2 separate regions of the Homo sapiens genome follow, and region 2 is linked to region 1. Evidence: read pairs that join two places in POLR2A ChIA-PET (ENCODE). Cell type or tissue: CD4-positive, alpha-beta T cell. All regions are shown on one strand. Links, peaks and the distances in the headings refer to the core of each region. The heading gives the core; the rest is flanking DNA.

Region 1 (5,199 bases), core at 455-4,454:
CCAGCCTGGCCAACATGGTGAAACCTCATGTCTACTAAAAAATAAAAAAAAATGAGCCAGGCGTAGTGGCGGGTGCCTGTAATCCCAGCTACTCGGGAGGCTGAGGTGGGAGAATTGCTTGAACACAGGAGGCGGAGGTTGCAGTGAGCCGAGATCGTGCCACTGCCCTCCAGCCTTGGCGACAGAGTGAGACTCTGTCTCAAAAAAAAAAAAAAAAAAAAAAAGAACAAGGCTGGGACATTGCAGCGTTCTCAAAGAGAAATAAAGTAGCCATGGAGATAAGAAGCAGGATGATTTGGGCATGTTTATCAGAGGTAGAGACAAGGGAGAAATCAAAGATAAGTTTGGGCTTTTGTCTCCAGTAACTGGGAGCCTAGTGGCCATTTTTGCTGCAAAGAGGAAGCTGGGCAAGTGTAGCAGTGAGGCTGAAGAAAAGGGAATTAAATTTTGGCCATGTTCACTTGAAACGTCTTTTAGACATCCTAGTGAAGGTACTGGCACGGAGGATCTAGTCTGAGGGTTTAGGTCAGTGTTTCAGCCGTGGATCTGGGGCAGATGAATGTAGACAGACCAGGCCAGTGATCAGGACTGAGCCCAGACTTCATCGTGAGATATGGAAGTTGAGTCAGAATCTGCAAAGGAGCTGAGCAGGAGCTGCAGGGGGTAGGAGGAAAACTGGGAGAGTGTAGCCCCTGGGAGTCAAAGGGAGCAAGCTTCAAATGATGCTGAGGGGGTGAGAATGGAGAATGGAACACTGGATTCCATTTGGTAGTACACAGATCGCTGAGGACCCTGTCCCGGGCAGTTTCCTGGAGGAAGAGGCAAGCCTGGCTGGAGTGGGTAGAGGGGAGAGTGAAGGCGAAGGATTAGAGTGTATAGAGACCAGTGTCTTGGTCTGAGGGGAGTAGAGACAGGTGACAACCACAGGGCAGACGTAGGTTAAAGGTGTTTAGTTTTTCCTTCAAGTAAATGGGCAGATGTATTCCATATACGTTCCCAGTGAAGGGCCGGGTGCGGTGGCTCAAGCCTGTAGTCCCAGCACTTTGGAAGGCCGAGGCGGGTGGATCACCTGAGATCAGGAGTTTGAGACCAGCCTGGCTAACATGGTGAAACCCCGTCTCTACTAAAAATACAAAAATTAGCTGGGCATGGTGGCGGGCGCCTGTAATCCTAGGTACTCAGGAGGCTGAGGCAGAAGAATCGCTTGAACCCAGGAGGCGGAGGTTGCGGTGAGCCGAAATCGCGCCATTGCACTCCAGCCTGGGTGACAAAAGCAAGACGCAGTTTTTTGTTGTTGTTTTTTTAATTGCCAATGAGGAAAGGGGAAGTTCTGTGCTAGGCGATAGAGATCCAACTGTTGAGCAGGCCTCTCTGCCTGTGGCCTTCCGGCCGGTTTCCAGACGCCCAGGTGGCCAACATTAGAGTCCGCGTAGCAGTGTGAGGTAACCCACTGAGATAGGTCGGGCCTGCGGAGCCTGGCGAGCAGCGGCCCTCTCCCTGGGGCTTCCCTTCAATCTCCGGGACATTTCCCCGACCTGGAGCTCCTCCGCCTCACCGCCAGGCCTCTCTGCAGATTGCAAGTTCACCTGCCACTACCGCTGCCGCGCGCTCGTCTGCCTGGACTGTTGCGGGCCCCGGGACCTGGGCTGGGAACCCGCGGTGGAGCGGGACACGAACGTGGTGAGCGCGGGGCCGAGGGCGTATGGGAAGGGCGAGGATGGGCAGGCCACAGTGCAGGCATTCTCGAGGGCTGCCTGGGTGCCGCGCGCAAGGAGCGTTCTAATTGCCGATTTCCCGGCGGCACAGAGAGGCTAATTCTGCGCGGGGGCTGGGAGGGGAGCCTGGATTGCCGGCTCCGCAAGTACTCCACCCGCTGCAAGCGGACCCGGGCCCAGGCTGACCCAGGCTCCGCGCACGCGCACTTCCCGCACCTTCCCGCCCTCGCCTCCGGCCAGAGGCCACTCTTGTGCGCTTGCCCGGACGCTGGCACCCGCCCCCGTTCCCTGTGGTAGGTGGGGTCTGTGAGTGGAGCTCCGGAGCGATGAGGTCATTCCTGGGGGCGAAGCGTGCGTGTCCCCGCCCCGGCGTTCCTGCCCCAATGAGACAAGAGCTAGATCCCGGCGATCTACGTTTCAGTCTTAACGGTTGCGGCGCGGCTCTGGCCCGGGCGCACGCGCACACTGACACGCGTACACGCACGCACGCGACCGGGGCGGTGGTTGGCGGCTACGGACGCGCAGGACTGGGGGACGGGCGGGTACGGCTATGGGCGAGGCGGAGGCGCCTTCTTTCGAAATGACCTGGAGCAGCACGACGAGCAGTGGCTACTGCAGCCAAGAGGACTCGGACTCGGAGCTCGAGCAGTACTTCACCGCGCGAACCTCGCTAGCTCGCAGGCCGCGCCGGGACCAGGTGGGAGCCAGGGGGTGCCGGCGGGCGGGAGGGGAAGCGGTCGCTGGAGCTCCGCCCTCCCCGGTCCGTTGCCGCGTCCTGGGTCGGTGGGCAGCCCCACCCTCCTGGCTACGTGGCTCCCCGCGGGTCCTGGCCGGGGACCTGCCCGCGGAACCGTGCGTAAGACCCCGATTCCACCGCCTAGATGCTGGGTGCCGGGGCCCCCTTGGTTTCTGTCACAGACAGGTTGAACACGGAAAAAGCAGCTGTATGGCTTGTGGTAGACCTGAGCCGGGCATTATCCAGCTATGACTAAAGCCGACCGAGCAGTTTGGACTAGCACCTCGATTTCCGCGTTCGAATGCTCCTGCTCCCTCCTTGGGGAGACTAGGGGAGGATGTGGAGAGGGAAGAGTCCTCGCCAGGAATTGAGAAGTATGTTTAGGAAAACTTGAGAGGCAGAGAGAGATCCTGCTCCTCCATCTGCACTCCTGTATGGAGCCAGCTGAGCCCTCACCTCTTCCCTGTTCTGGCCTGTCACCAGCTGCTGGAATGTGGAAGATTCTGTTCCCTTCCTCTAGGGTGGATCTGGAGAAAGATTTGGGAATAGATAGGAAAGAAGTCTTGTTTTGGACCATAAGCATTCAGGAGCACTTTACCCACAGGAAGGGGGAAAGCTAGATTATAAAATGCCTAAAGAGGTGGAAAAAGAGATCCAGGTTACTAACCCAGGACTGTAAGGTGTCTCGGAACCTCCTAGGTATCCCCATTATCGGAGAACTGTGTGCCAGATGCCATTGGTGTGACCACCAGGCTCAGAGAACCAGGCCTAGGCACCAGGAAAAAGAAACAGGGACTGTGAAGCTCAGTATGCCTGGCAGAAATGGGGCGGAAATCCTTATTTAAGTAAAGAAAGTGGAGTTGTGAGTGATGCTTCAGATAAAATTTTACAAAATTCCTTACAAAATGGGTGGTGCTCAGCACGCCAAAATCTTAGCCCAGAGCTTGGGTGCAAGGGTTGAGTTGAGTGTAGACCCCTGGGCTTGTCTTCATGTCAGTCAGTCCTGAGCCATTTTCCACTGTGGAAAGGTGGGAAAACCACAAGACACTAACCAATTGAAAAGGAGGGCTAGCCACGGAGGTGCACACCTGTAATCCCAGCTACTTGGGAGGGTGAGGCAGAAGGATCACTTGAACCTGGGAGGCAGAGGTTGCAGTGAGCCAAGATCGTGCCACTGCACTCCAGCCTGAGTGACAGAGTGAGACTCTGTCTCAAAAATAGAAAAGGAAGCCAAGTACGGTGGCTCACACCTCTAATGCCAATGCTTTGGGAGGCCAAGGCAGGTGGATCATTTGCAATCAGGAATTCGAGGTCAGCCTGGCCAACATGGTGAAACCCTATCTCTACTAAACATACAAAAATTAGCCGGGCATGGTGGTGTGTGACTGTAGTCCCAGCTACTTGGGAGACTGAATCACTTCAACCGGGAGGCAAAGGTTGCAGTGAGCCAAGATCGTGCCACTGCACTCCAACCTGGGTGACAGGGTGAGGCTCTGTCTCAAAAAAAAGAAAGAAGGCTGGGCTTGGTGACTCATGCCTGTAATCTCAGCATTTTGGGAGGCCAAGGCAGGCAGATCACTTGAGGCCAAGAGTTCGAGACCTGCCAGGCCAACATAGCAAAACCCCGTCTGTACTGAAAATACAAAAAAATTATCTGGCCATGGTGGTGTGTGCCTGTAATCCCAGCTACTGGGGAGGCTGAGGCAGGAGTATCACTTGAACCCAGAAGACAGAGGTTGCAGTGAGTCGAGACTGGGCCACTGCATTCCAGCCTGGATGAGAGAGCAAGACTCTGTCTCAAAAAAAAAAAAAAAAAAAAAGAAAGAATAGGAGGCTGAGAAGTCCCAAGTTATATGTTAAAAAAAAAGAAAAAAACATCAGTTTTAGGCCAGGTGCAGTGGCTCACACCTTTAATCCCAGCACTTTGGAAAGCCGAGGTGGGTGGATCATGAGGTCAGGAGTTCAAGACCAGCCTGGCCAAAATGGTGAAACCCCGTCTCGACTAAAAATACAAAAAATTAGCCAGTTGTGGTGGCAGGCACCTGTAATCCCAGCTACTTGGGAGGCTGAAGCAGAGAATTGCTTGAACCCAGGAGGCAGAGATTGCAATGAGCCAAGATCGCACCACTGCACTCCAGCCTGGAAAACAGAGCGAGACTCTGTCTCAAAAAAAAAACCATCAGTTTTTATGGACAGTGGTAGAGTGGAGGGTGGGTCCCTATGGTGCAGAAGGGAAATTCCATGGTCCTGCTGTGCATCCGACTGGGATGGCTGTTGAAATCCTCTTCCAGCAGGCAGCTTTGGAAACAGAAAAAGAAACTCTTCCTCCTTTAGAATCCTGGAAGGGCTGTGCAGTGCCTCTAATCCAAGTCTGTTTTCTGAGTGAAGATAGGGAGGTTCATCACCAGAAGGGAAGGGGCTGGAAATGAGGTCACTGCATCCCAGCCCAGGGCTCCTGGGTCATCCAGGAAGGGAAGAAGGAGCAAGCTTTCTCATTGTTAGGTAGGAGCTCAGAGCCATCACAAGAACAAGTTAGCACCATCCCTGTGCCCTCCCTGTTCTGCAAACAAAATGATCTTCCTTCTTGCCCTGGCACTAGAGTCTGTCTGGCATTTCTCCTGCCCCTAGTACTCCTCCCATCTGGGTACTTCTTCCCGTTGGTGTACTGAACAAACACATCCACTGCTTTATTCACAGCCTCCAGCCCTCATTTTCCAGGGCCCACACCATTTGTTTTTACTAACCCGA
Region 2 (5,199 bases), core at 671-4,670, 1.7 Mb after region 1:
TAAACTATGTTCTAACTGCTGCAAGGTTTTTCTTTTTCTCCAGCAGCTAAACAAGCACTGGCCTTGAGATAAGCAATATAGAAACAATTGCAGTTCATCCATCACCAGACACTGACCCCACAAGCCATAACTATAGCTTTGATTGCACAAGAGATGGATTTTGGTGACTTTTTCCTAATAAGAGACCACTGACCAGGGACTGGCTTCAGTTGGTTTATGGAACCTGTGCACTGAGTGCTTTTGTATCCTTCATTTTGACATATGGTGCTAATTGTATTTCTTTTCTTTTTTTTTTTTTTTTTTGAGATGGAGTCTCCCTCTGTAGCCCAGGCTGGAGTGCAGTGGTGCGATCTTGGCTCACTGCAACCTCCGCTTCCCGGTTTCAAGTGATTCTCCTTCCTCACCCTCCTGAGTAGCTGGGACTACAGGCATACGCCACCACGCCCAGCTAATTTTTGTATTTTTAGTAGAGACGGGGTTTTACTGTGTTGGCCAGGATGGTCTTGATCTTCTGACCTCGTGAGCCACCCACCTCGGCTTCCCAAAGTGCTGAGATTATAGGCGTGAGCCACCGCACCCGGCCTGTAATGTATTTCAATGTTAAGTCTCCACCCCAAAGTGAACATGGGTCATATACAACACACATGTTTATTCAGTATACTTGCATTAGGACCCCCTTCATGAGTATCTATAGCTCTTCCTGTAACCTGTTGAATATGGTATTTTTTGTTTTTGTTTTTTCTTTTTTGAGACAGAGTCTCGCTCTGTCACCCAGGCTGGAGTGCAGTGGCGCGATCTCGGCTCACTGCAACCTCCGCCTCCCAGGTTCAAGCGATTCTTCTGCCTCAGCTTCCCGAGTAGCTGGGATTATAGGCACATGCCATCATGCCTGGCAGATTTTTTGTATTTTTAGTAGAGACGGGGTTTCACCATGTTAGCCAGGATGGTCTCAATCTCCTGACCTTGTGATCCGCCCACCTCGGCCTCCCAAAGTTTGGGATTACAGGTGTGAGCCACCGTGCCCGGCCGAATATGTATGTTTAGCCAAGCCATTCGACATAAAGCTCCTGCCTCTTTTTAAGGGTCTGTCTCTGGTTTTGACCAGAAGCCCACCTCCCAGCCTGCAGGTTGTAACCCTTTATAAGAAATAAAGTCAGCCTGGCACGGTGGCTCATGACTGTAATCCCAGCACTTTGGGAGGCTGAGGTAGGAGGATCACTTGAGCTCAGGAGTTTAAGATCAGCCTGGGCAACATAATGAGACCCCCGTCTCCACAAAAAATAAAAAAAAATTAGCTGGGTGTGGTGTGAGAGCCTGTGGTCATGGCATCTGGCATGATTTTTATAAAGATAGTTTTATTTTAAGTATAAGAGTAGTTTTTGGGTAAGGTGTGGTGGCTCACCCCTGTAATCCTAGCACTTTGGGAGGCTGAGGTGGGTGGATTGCTTGAGGCCAGGAGTTTGATATCAGCCTGGCCAACATGGTAAAAAATGCAATGATCCTAGCCCTTGCCTCTTCCTGTACTTAAGATACTGTCTGACAGGATTAATGATTATGCTTCTGTGACCTATAAACAGATGTACTCTTGCACCCAAACCTTGATGAGATTTATGCTCTAATGTAACTTCTGAGCACATTTGATGTAATTTCTGAGCACATGGAGAGCCGCCACCACCAGTGTATAAACTGTCGGAAACACTGCTTTGGAGCAGTCTAGCAGAAACTCCCTGAAAGGCTCTCCCGGGTTGCAATTCTTGGTAAGACTTCTGAATAGAACTAACTTTAAATATTTAAAAGCTTGTTTTTTTTTTTCTTTAGTTGACATAACAAAGCATACCTTAGAAGTCTTTTTTTTTTTTTTTTTTTTTTTTTGAGACGGAGTTTCGCTCTTGTTGCCCAGGCTGGAAATGGCGCGATCTCGGCTCACCGCAACCTCCGCCTCCCGGGTTCAAGTGATTCTCCTGCCTCAGCCTCTGGAGTAGCTAGGATTACAGGCATGCGCCACCACGCCCGTCTACTTTTGTATTTTTAGTAGAGACGGGGTTTCTCCATGTCGGTCAGGCTGGTCTCAAATTCCCGACCTCAGGTGATCCGCCCACCTCGGCCTTCCAAAGTGCTGGGATTACAGGCATGAGCCACTGCACCCAGCCAGAATTCTTTTTCCTCTTACAGAAAAGGAAAGGTTTCACCATGTTGGCCAGGCTGGTCTTGGACTCCTCGCCTCAAGTGATCCACCTGCCTCGGCCTCCCAAAGTGTTGGGATTACAGGAGTGAGCCACCGCTCCCGGCCTGTACTTAGTTCTTTTAAAGAGAAAACTGGCAGGGCGCAAAACTGGCCAACATGGAGAAACCTTGTCTCTTCTAAAGAAACAAAAATTACCGGGCATAATCCCAGCTACTCGGGAGGCTGAGGCAGGAGAATCGCTTGAAGCCGGGAGGCGGAGGTTGCAGTGAGCCGAGATCGCGCCATTGCACTCCAGCCTGGGCGACAGAGCGAGACCCTGTCTCAGAAAATAAAAAATAAATAAAGAGAAAAAAATACTGACTTTCAGCACCAACTTGTGGTCCCAGGTAAGTTTCCACGCTGGTACTTTAGCCCTGGGCTCGAACCTGCGGACACGCTGTGGCTGCAACTCCCCGCCCGCCAGACCTCAGTACGCAGCGCGGCTGGTGAGAAACATAATGCACTCTGACTTCCACGCGTGGAATGGGGAGATGGACTGCACGGCGGGCGGACCTGCTCGGGCTGATGGACGGCAGGTGGACTGATGTGCGCAGGGACTGGCGGCAGCGCGGTCAGAGCCAGTCAGCCAAAGCCAGGCCAGCACAATAGACTGTCCCGGTTCCCGCCAGGAGGCGGCCGAGCACCAACTGTACGGTACTGCGCCTGCGCCGCGACCGCCAACGCGCCCAGTCTACGCTTGCGCGGCGCAACAGGGCCGACTGCAGCTGGAAGATGGCGGCGTCCGTGGTCTGTCGGGCCGCTACCGCCGGGGCACAAGTGCTATTGCGCGCCCGCCGCTCGGTGAGGTGGTGGCGAGAGCGCGGGGCTTCGGGACAGGGCTTCGGGAAGCGGACAGGTGTGGGCTGTTAGCAGTGGCAGGTCGAGGTGGGGAGGACGCGGGGTCAGGGCCGTGGGAAGGTCACGGCGGAGGGCGGGGAAAGGTATCTCGCCGCTTGCCTAGGGGCGGGGTTCGGGGGTCCTCCTGAGGACCTGGGAGGTGGGGAGCGATCCCCTGACCGAGTCCTCACTCGCGGCTGTTCCCTTCCACAGCCGGCCCTGCTGCGGACGCCAGCCTTGCGGAGTACGGCAACCTTCGCTCAGGCGCTCCAGTTCGTGCCGGAGACGCAGGTTAGCCTGCTGGACAACGGCCTGCGTGTGGCCTCCGAGCAGTCCTCTCAGCCCACTTGCACGGTGAGTTGGGGACGCTTTTGGGGAGAGGGCCTCCAGGTTGGGCCTGCCGTCTTTTCCCTGGTTGGGGTGTGACCTTGGGCTCGAGTCTTCCCGTTTGTGGTTTGGGTTCGGACCCAGGACCACTCACCCCGAGAATGGCCCCATTCCCTACCCTAGCCACGCCTTGGCTTCACGGGACAATCTTCACTATAAGCCAACATTATTTAGCATATAATGCCCGTTAAGTAGGCGGCCAAATTCTTTTCCAGCCTTTTGTTAAGGAGCCCATATAAGGGAAGTGATCATGTCTCCTCTTATAATGCGGAAAATGGGATTCAGACACCTTAGGTGACTTGCAGGGGTCCAGGTCTGTCAGCCTCACTGCCCAAGGTCATAATCTCCAGGCTAGACCAGAAATACATTTTAGGAAGCAAATGCATTTTAACAGTACAATGAAATGTGTGATTTTCCAAAAAATACAAATTCTCTAAATTGACACAAGAAATCTTGAGTCACAGATAGATATATGAATAGGTGAGAAGATTCCCAAGAAATAATTATCTCCTCCTCCTTTCAGCCCCCAGCCCCAGGGCCAGATGTTTTTATTGACACATCCTTTTAGTTTTCCAGAAACAATGTCCTGCGATTTAAATTGTTACTAAGCATAGGAAAAGGTGGCCTGCAACTTCCTTGTTATATGTCACTTGTTATAGTAAAGAATGCTATATTACATGAACTCTAAAATGTGCTAGATTGTAAGGAGCTGTCTGTGCTCCAGTGCCAGAGAAAGAATCTCAAGAATCTTGCCAATTTTAATCAAAGGATACTATAGATTGTAAAATGCCTCTTGCATTCCAAGATGTTAGATGTGAAATACATGTTCATCTAAGATTGTGTGATATATGGTATATGCATTGACATCTCTTAGGAAAGCAAATATCACATGTTCTCACTTATCAGTGGGAGCTAAAAAATACGTACATACAGATGTAGAGAGTGGAATGATGGACAGTGAAGACTTGGAAGGATGAAGGGGTGGATGATGAGAAACTACTTAATGGGTCCAGGCCTGGAGGCTCACACCTGTAATCTCAGCACTTTGGGAGACCAAGGCAGGCGGATCAGCTGAGGCCAGGAGTTCAAGACCAGCCTGGCAAACATAGTGAAGCCCCATCTCTACTAAAAATACAAAAATTAGCCATGCATGGCACACGCCTGTAATCCCAGCTCCTGGGGAGACTGAGGCAAGAGAATCGCTTGAACCCGGGAGGCAGAGATTGCAGTGAGCCGAGATGGAGCCACTGCACTCCAGCCTGGGTGAGAGAGCGAGAGTCCATCTCAAAAAAAAAAAAAGAAATTACTTAATGGGTACAAGGTTTGTTATTCTGGTGATGGATAATTCAGAATCCCTGATTTGACTACTTGTGCATTCTGTGCCTGTAATGACATCACACTTGTGGGCGGGGCACAGTGGCTTACACCAGTAATTCCAGGGCTTTGAGAGGCCAAAGCAGGAGGATCGATTGAGCCCAGGAATAAGAGGTTGCAGTGAGCCATGATTATGTCACTGTACTCTGGCCTGGGTGACAGAGCAAGGCCCTCTGTCTTAAAAAAAAAAAAAAAGAAAAAAATGGAGTTTCAGGTGTGGATAGAAATTTCTAAAAATTGTGCTTGTACCCCATAAATTTATACAATAAAAAAAAGTCTTGGCTGGGCGCAGTGGCTCATGCCTATAATCCCAGCACTTTGGGAGACCGAGGCAGGCGGATCACGAGGTCAAGAGATTGAGACCATCCTGGCCAACA

What was found. Peaks named below come from ENCODE experiments on the same cell type or tissue, not always from the same donor. Only the 100,000 strongest peaks of a DNase experiment are listed, where the experiment ranks them.
Region 2: POLR2A ChIA-PET joins it to region 1 with 7 read pairs; 1 of 35 experiments calls an interaction of 5 or more read pairs at or near these places.

Annotation. Positions count from the first base shown.
Region 1 is chr3:50,334,386-50,339,584 of GRCh38, reverse strand. It overlaps RASSF1 (Ras association domain family member 1), which reads left to right. Exons shown (of 6, transcript NM_007182.5): 2 at 1,574-1,680. RASSF1-AS1 (RASSF1 antisense RNA 1) reads right to left here and starts at 2,074. Exons shown (of 1, transcript NR_109831.1): 1 at 1,285-2,074. RefSeq lists enhancers at 1,211-1,300, 1,381-1,640, 1,468-2,039 and silencers at 2,111-2,290, 2,361-2,670. In CD4-positive, alpha-beta T cell, for the core only: no CTCF peak of the experiment used is centred there; DNase peaks (open chromatin) are centred at 1,524, 2,104 and 3,954; H3K4me3 peaks cover 3,299 bases; H3K27ac peaks cover 3,760 bases.
Region 2 is chr3:48,607,378-48,612,576 of GRCh38, reverse strand. UQCRC1 (ubiquinol-cytochrome c reductase core protein 1) reads left to right here and starts at 2,931. Exons shown (of 13, transcript NM_003365.3): 1 at 2,931-3,025; 2 at 3,275-3,415. The coding sequence starts at 2,957. RefSeq lists enhancers at 2,541-2,650, 2,347-2,861, 2,941-3,040 and a silencer at 3,211-3,310. In CD4-positive, alpha-beta T cell, for the core only: CTCF peaks have their summits at 2,609 and 2,815 (motif pointing right); a DNase peak (open chromatin) is centred at 2,886; H3K4me3 peaks cover 1,598 bases; H3K27ac peaks cover 529 bases.